Regions from separate parts of the Homo sapiens genome. Here region 1 is linked to region 2. The links are chromatin contacts, found by Hi-C or POLR2A ChIA-PET in ENCODE. All regions are on one chromosome and are shown on one strand. Each heading gives the region's core, a stretch centred on a gene start or an enhancer-like site at or near the end of the contact. The rest is flanking DNA. Distances are from core to core; before and after follow the strand shown. Region 1 overlaps ZC3H12D (zinc finger CCCH-type containing 12D). Region 2 holds the start of SUMO4 (small ubiquitin like modifier 4).

What was found. Hi-C counts contacts between places; a loop is a spot of excess contacts on that map. ChIA-PET counts read pairs that join two places held with the same protein, here RNA polymerase II (POLR2A). Pooled maps may share reads with other maps.
Region 1: a loop to region 2 is called in a map of sciatic nerve, with 22 times the contacts of the local background. The contact joins the enhancer-like site here to the promoter of SUMO4 in region 2. A Hi-C loop is called at or near these places in 1 of 168 maps with a recorded cell type or tissue (sciatic nerve) and 1 of 50 pooled maps. POLR2A ChIA-PET finds 5 or more read pairs at or near these places in 4 of 52 experiments (activated CD4-positive, alpha-beta T cell, activated T-cell and naive thymus-derived CD8-positive, alpha-beta T cell).

Annotation. Positions count from the first base shown.
Region 1 is chr6:149,471,668-149,476,125 of GRCh38, forward strand. ZC3H12D (zinc finger CCCH-type containing 12D) reads right to left here. Exons shown (of 6, transcript NM_207360.3): 2 at 2,572-2,946. The coding sequence starts at 2,876. Among named protein-coding and RNA genes, the nearest start is that of ZC3H12D, 11 kb to the right of the region's middle. RefSeq lists silencers at 1,540-1,725, 2,961-3,060. Within about 2 kb of position 2,009, at least 5 of the 41 ENCODE cell types and tissues checked have a DNase peak (open chromatin) inside an H3K27ac peak, as active enhancers do.
Region 2 is chr6:149,398,279-149,401,511 of GRCh38, forward strand. It overlaps SUMO4 (small ubiquitin like modifier 4), which reads left to right and starts at 1,984. Exons shown (of 1, transcript NM_001002255.2): 1 at 1,984-3,000. The coding sequence starts at 2,114. The coding sequence ends at 2,401. TAB2 (TGF-beta activated kinase 1 (MAP3K7) binding protein 2) reads left to right here. Exons shown (of 7, transcript NM_001292034.3): 6 at 826-906.

The DNA.
Region 1 (4,458 bases), core at 759-3,258, 73 kb after region 2:
GATAGAAGGGGCCATGAGCTGAGGAACACAGTCTCTAGAAGCTGGAAAAAATAAAAAAGACTCTTCTCTAGAACTTCCAGAAGGACACTTCCAGGGGACAGAGCCACAGCCAGGAACAGGCACACTGAAGAACATTCCTGCCAACAGGAGCCACACTTCTCATCCGCTCAAGGTGGAAAGAACAGGTGTCCCACTCAGTCTTTAAGCCCCTCCCCACCACCGCAAGGCCAGACAGTGCATGAAGCAGTACTGCCTTCAAAAACAGAAAATGGCAATGTCTGCAATACTACAAAACCTCAGTGAAAGGGAATTTTCAGAAACCATGTTTCTGAGGTTAATTGAATTTTGAGGTCAACAGATAACAATGAGACACCACTTTGGGTTTCAATCACCCATTGCCTGTGAAGGGTCAGCACCCACCTGAACCTTTCACAACTAAGGATATGGCAGACCCGGAGGGACATGAGTCCTGTTAAAAGTCCCATTGGAGGACACAACAGATGTCACTGCAGAAGGGGCAGAGGATGGGGTGGAACCTCACACTCCACTCTCCCCAGAGCTTGCCTTTAAAAGGAACAAATTAAGTCCTGTGATCAGGTGGCGGTTGTGCTATTTGTCTCTTTTCCCTAACTACTGGGATCCAGGGAAGAGGGAGGGGATGTGTGTGTGTAGACACATTGTGTGTGTGTGTCCATATATGACACACACAGAGCACAGGTACATGTGTTCTGGTTAACTCAGGTGTTTTGGAGGTAGCCAGTGTGTGAGAACATTTATGCTCTGACACATTCTTCGTAGTGAGTCTGAGTAAGGGTTTCGATGTATAACCCGCACAGATTGAACATGAGAAAATTAATCTGATTGCAATCATGAGAGGTGGGGGGCAGAGGTGGGGGATCAATGGATGTACCCACGACACATTATGGTCATGTGCAAACAGAGGATGTGGCTTAAGTTTGACTCCAAGCAGCAACAGAGACTCCCATAAAAACAAAACCCTCCACCACCCCAAAGAGAATCTCTTTGGGGACTGGGCATGTTTTTTGTTGCCCCTGAAATAGTCTTTTTACCCTACAGCCACTCTGCTGTTTTGATTTGGAATCACAGAACTCATACAACCTTAGGGCTGGGAAGGTCTTTGATTTAAGCATTCAAAGCCTTCCTTCTATGGAAGCCCAGGGAAAGAGGTTCCTTGCTCAGATCATATAGAGGCCAGGCCCCTCTCACAACCCCTTCTAGTCTTTCTAGGACCCTCAGAACCTACTGGATTCTTAAAAATCCTTTTAGCTTCCCAGAGATCTTAAATTGAGCAGAATTTCATAGGTTTACCTATCTGGTGCCTATACATGACATGGGTGACAATGTGACAGAGACCCCATGGGCCAGCCCCTAAGTCCCAGGAGAAAGAGAGGGCTCCATCACCTGCTGATGGCATCAATGCCAGGGAGACTTAGCTGGTTAAAAGTGAAAAAAAAAAAAAAACTCAAAGTACACACCGCAAAAAGTGCAGGGACAGCCCCTGAGGCTGGACCATCTGGGCTGAACCATTGCAAACCTCGGTCCTGCAACACCAAATCCAAAGTGAGCCCAAATCCCCAGGGGAAACTCTCGGAGGCTCTGTTGACACATTCGGTGCCGCGGAGAATTGCTTTTCTGGATTCCCACCTATGGTGGGAGTAACTCAGCTTTTGAAAAGGGAAGCACATATATTTACAGCTGGGAGTGAACCATTTCCTATGGCTCTGCCCTTTGCACGGTTGTAACAAAGCCAAGCGGTAGAATAATCCACTTGTTTGGGCAACGCCCCACTTCGCCCAGCAGGGTGTTGGGGGAGGCTGCAGAGATTCCGTCACAGGGGAGCTTAGCCAAGACAGGCAGATAACAACTCGGGCGTGAGGCTGGCATTCCCAAAACCCACAAAGATGCCAACACACAAATGTTCACACAGCCGCATCTGCAGCTCAGGGGGCCACAAACAAATCTCTCAAACTTAAGGTAGCCGCAACACCGCCTCCCCAGCAACCCCAGCAGAGGGCTTCCAGCGCACTTCAAAGCACACCTTCCCCTCTGATGCTCATAACCTTGAGAGAGTAGAAGAGATATTTGTGGGCCTCTTTCACAGAAGAGGAAATGAGTCCTGCAGCTTTTCCAGAGTCTCGCAGCCGGTTAGGGACAGACTCCCAACAAGAAGCCACATCTGCCAACACTTGACCCAGGGCGCCTCCCTCATTACCACACCTTCCCCAAAAGAAGGCTCTTCCTCTGGGTTATGATCATAACAGCTACACTTGTTGATCACTTACTCTGTGTCAGGCACTATCCTAGGCATTTTGTGCACAAAAACCCTCTACAGAGATTTTATCCCAACCGTACAGATGGGAAAAATGAGCTCAGAGGGGTTAAGTGACTTGCTTAATGCCACACAGTTACTAAGAGATGGTACAGGGATTCAAAGCCTGATCCGTTGGCCCCAAAGCTCTTTGGACCAAACCACAAGGAAGAGGGACAGTTCTCAGGGCTCCTGCGAACAGGGGCCTCCCCAGCCCCAGCTACAGGATGAAGGGAAGCTACCTCATCGCCACGTTGCTGCCATCAATCACTATGGGTCGCAGAGAACTGGCCAGGGTTCTGAAGTCCTCTTCCAGGGCTGTCCCCGGGCCACGCTGGGCAGAGTCCGGGACCCCACAGGAGCCCCGAGGCACTAGCCTGGGTGCAGCCGGGTGCTCCAGGGCACCCGGGCGGCTGCCCGTGCGGATAAGCTCCTGCAGCACGTCGTTGACCAGGGCGCCCTCGCCCAGCTTGCCCAACACCCGGAGCACATCCTCCCGGTCATAGCCCAGCTTCTGGAAGAATTCCATCTTGCTGGGGTGCTCCATGCTGTGCCCAGCGGCCACTGGCGCAGGTCCTGCCCCAGGCTTCCTCCTCTCAGAGCCCTGCAGACATGAGCTAAAGAGAAAAAAAATGCATCCATCAGGTGTTTCCTGGGCAGACTGGGGCAAGGGCAAGGTGTGCCTGCGCTGGCTCCCTCCCGGCCTAGCTGTCAGGAAATCAGGTGGAGCCCAGTCCCACTGGGGACTTTCAGTTGCTCAATGTGGCTGTGGAGCTGCAGAAGCAATCACGCTGCTTTCACAGTGAGCTCACTGAGGCCTTCACCCCACACTGCCCGGCAGGGCACACACCCGACCGCACACCAGGGCTGCAGGGGCTGAGCGTGCACCTAGCACTCGGGACAGGCCAAACACAGGTTTCTTGTTTCTCAGACTCTGTGGGGGGCTGAATAGTGACCTCCCAAATTCCCATGGTAAATTCCTCACCCCAGTACCTCAGAGTGTGACTATATTTAGAGCTATGACCTCTAAAAGGAGGTCCCTAATCCAATATGACTGGTGTCCTTATAAGAAGAGGAAATTTGAACACATAACACACAGAGGGACCACCATGTGAAGACTCAGGGAGAAGGGAGAAAGCAACCCTGCAGGCACCTTGACCTTGAACTTCCAGCCTCCAGAACTGTGAGACGATGAATTTCCCTTAACGCCCCAGTCTGTGGTGCTTTGCTCTGGGGCACCCAGCTCTCGGGACAGGCCAAACACAGGTTTCAAGCAGACTAACACAGGCCCCTGGCTTACCCAGGGCCAAATGCCCCCGGGCGAATTCTACTCCCAGAAAGGCAGTGCTCCCACCCAAATTCTGCTTGCTGCCCTGCACAGCTTTCCCTAATGATTAACTCAGACCACACTGAACCTCTGCAATAGAAGGGCCTGCCCCGGCTGGGCATGGTGGCTCACGCCTGTAATCCCAGCACTCTGGGAGGCTGAGGCGGGCAGATCAAGAGGTCAGGAGATAGAGACCAGCCTGGCCAACATGGTGAAACCCCGTCTCTACTAAAAATACAAAAATTAGCCAGGCATGGTGGCGCACGCCTGTAATCCCAGCTACTTTGGAGGCTGAGGCAGGAGAATCTCTTGAACCTGGGAAGCGGAGTTGTGGTGAGCAGACATTGCGCCATTGCACTCCAGCCTGGGCAACAAGAGTGAAACTCCGTCTCAAAAAAAAAAAAGGGGCCTGCCCCAAATTTCATCCATCCCAGCCAGGCATTACAGCCTGACCTACACCGGGGGTTGGGGGGTGGCCTGGGAAGGGGGCTGTGTCCTGATAGATGGCTTCTAAATGATGATGATGAAACCAACAGGAACACTCTAGACAGCCTTGGTCCCTCTCTCTTTTCTACCCACAAAGACCGATATATTTCAAAAAAAATTTTTTTAAATACAGAAATAATCATGAAAACATATTTATTGCAAGCGAAAACTCCAAGCAACGTAGAAGCATAAAGAATGAAAAGACATGATGTTTCTCCTACACACCCCAAACCCACTTGCTTCCCCTACTGTTTTTCCGCACCCCTCTAGTGCTTCCTCTGTACATTTACTTGCATGTCTAATAGATAAACACAAA
Region 2 (3,233 bases), core at 734-3,233:
ATACATTCTTTAGACAATGATAGTTTCTTATACTTGAGCTATTAATGACAAGCAATGTTTTCTTATAGTAAATAATGTTTACAATTTAATTCAGTTCCATAGAGAACTAAAAGGAAATGTTATCACTTAAACCTAATTCTGAAGTTGGATAAATAATAAAAAGATATAAAATGGAAAAGACAGGAAGGGGAAGGAATCTAACCAAAAGAGAAGTCTTTAATCACACTTGGGACTGTGTTCTAGAATCTGTTCAACTGGAAGATGATTATTTTTATTTTTATTCTTTTTAAATGTTGATTAAGCTATTTATCTTTAAACATTCATAGAAAAATACCATAATTTAACTCTAAAAAGTTGGTGCTGTTCTAGAAACTACAATCCTTGAACTTACTCTTTTTGTGTAAAATTTTAACCATTCTATTACATAGTGCAAGGTTTTTATATTTACTTGAGGTAAAGCTGTTTAGTTACTTAAGTCCATGTTTGATCGTTTAAAATTACATTTTAAATTGTGAAATTTTAAGTTATTTTAACTTGCCACATAGAACAGGGATCTACTTCTACTTCTATTAATGTCTTACCAGCATTAATTTGACTTCTTTCACAGTTTACCACTTACCCGTGTTTATGAGTACTACATTATACCTAAGATAATATATTTGAAATATGTTTTGAAATCTTACATATAATTCGAGGTTAGAGGGGCAAAATAAATGAAAAGCATTTCTTATAGCGTGTTTATTTTTAGAAAGAAATACTTGTTTTAAAAAGTAAAGTTGTTTTTGAGCTATAAGCATTGATATATTTACTTTTTATATATTTCAGGACCACATTTTAACCCCAGCGCTATTCATAACTTTTATGACAATATTGGATTTGTAGGTCCTGTGCCACCAAAACCCAAAGGTTAGTGTATCCATTAAATGTGAAAACTGTTACTTTTGAAAAGCAAAATTTTAGAAAATTTTTCCTGTTCAGCAACCTTCCTCTCTAGAATTGCTTCAAACTTTGGCATTCTTAAATGAATTCATTAAGAAGATGTTTGCTTATTTTCATTTACATGCTTGGGGTTGGGAAGGATGCAAAGATGTAATATTCTTAGCTTTTTAAAAGTAATATGCACGAGCTTAGGAAACACTATGTACTCCCAACCAATAATAGCAAGTCTTGGTTAAAAAACAATTACTAAGTACAAAAATTTGTATCATTTAAAACTTTAGACAAATGATAAGGAAGATACCTTAGGGAAGTTCCCCCCCCCCATGAGTATTTAGTTTAATTTATATATAACTTTAAGTAATCAAAATACCCTAAATTCCAGGTGAATAGTTTTCTACCTTCTATCATTTTACATCATTGATATTCTCAGAATATATGCACACCAAACTAAGACATTTCAAAGTATGTCTGTGTGTTTTGATCCAGGCATTAAAATGTGTGTAGAAATGGAAACAGGTACATAAATATCACTGCTGAAGGTAAAAATATAGACATATTTACAGATTAACACTTAACCGTGGTATATAATTTACTTTCAACTCTAATAAGAAAGTTAAAAGGTAAAAATGTGTTAATGGATACATAATATTAAAAGAAGAAAACTGCAAGAACACAAAAGTGTGGGAGGGTGGAGGTTGTAAAGATGCAGTAGTATTTTTGTATGCATTTGAAGTTAAGTTGTTATCAACTTAAAATAGAAGAGTATAACCAAATATAATCAAAGTAAATCACGATTAAACGTTGTCGAATAACAAGACAATAAGAGGAAAAGAGGAGCAAAACAGTTGTCAAATAGACAGGAAGCAACAAACTGCCAATAGTAAGTCCTCACTTATTAGTAATTACCTTAACTGGAAATGGATTAAACTCACCACTCACAAGGAGTTGTATGAATGGATTTTAAAAACAGGATCTGGCAGCAGCCAATGGGAGGCCCCAACAGCTCGTGCTGGCGCACACAGCGGGAGGGGAGGGAGCCCAGGATGTGCACGCACCCTCTCCCTCATCCACCGCTGTCACCTCCTGCTGCTCTTCCTGCTGCTCGTGTACTCGTTAGGTGCGGACCCGCCACCTCTTTTGTGAAGCAGCAGCTGAGGAGACTCCGGTGTTCACCATGGCCAACGAAAAGCCCACAGAAGAAGTCAAGACTGAGAACAACAATCATATTAATTTGAAGGTGGCGGGACAGGATGGTTCTGTGGTGCAGTTTAAGATTAAGAGGCAGACACCACTTAGTAAACTAATGAAAGCCTATTGTGAACCACGGGGATTGTCAGTGAAGCAGATCAGATTCCGATTTGGTGGGCAACCAATCAGTGGAACAGACAAACCTGCACAGTTGGAAATGGAAGATGAAGATACAATTGATGTGTTTCAACAGCCTACGGGAGGTGTCTACTGAAAAGGGAACCTGCTTCTTTACTCCAGAACGCTGTTCTTTAAAGACCAAGATTACTGCATTCTCAATTAGAAAACTGCAATTTGGTTCCACCACATTCTGACTACTACAGTATAGTTTTCTCTATTCTTTTGTTTCCCCCTTCCACATTCTTTTATTATACATGAAGTAACTGGTATGTGTACACAAGCATATTGCTTTTTTCTTCAAACCAAACAGCCAATGGTATGTTTTGATTGACATCAAGTGGAGACAGGATGGGAAAAAATACTGATTCTGTGAAAATACCCCCTTTATCCATTAGTGGCATGTTCATTCAGGTCTTATCTTTATATTCTAGTAAGTTATTTTGCTCTCACTGTTTTAACAACAACAAAAAAAAATTCTCACATACCTTGTTCAATTGGAGGATTTTCATGTTTTTCATTTATCATTGTAAAACCAAGGACAATTTTATAACTTTTGTGTACATAGCTGTTACATGTAGGGCAATCTGTCTTTAAGTAGGGATAAATTACTCTAAAAAAAAAAGAAAGAATCCTAGAAAGTTTTTCCTTCAAGTCAGGCTTCTTATTTAAATAAACTTTTTGTTTAAAATGAAATAAAAATAAAAACAGGATCCAATAATATACTATCTACAAGAGACTCATTTTATATTTAAAGACACACATAGGCAGAAAGTGAAGGGATGGAAAAAGATTTTATATAAATGGTAGCTAAAAGAAATCAAAAGTGGCTATAATTATATCAGAAACAATAGATTTTTAAGTCTAAAACTTGAGACAAAGATTATTATGTAATGGTAAAAGGATCAATTCCACAGAAAAATATAAAA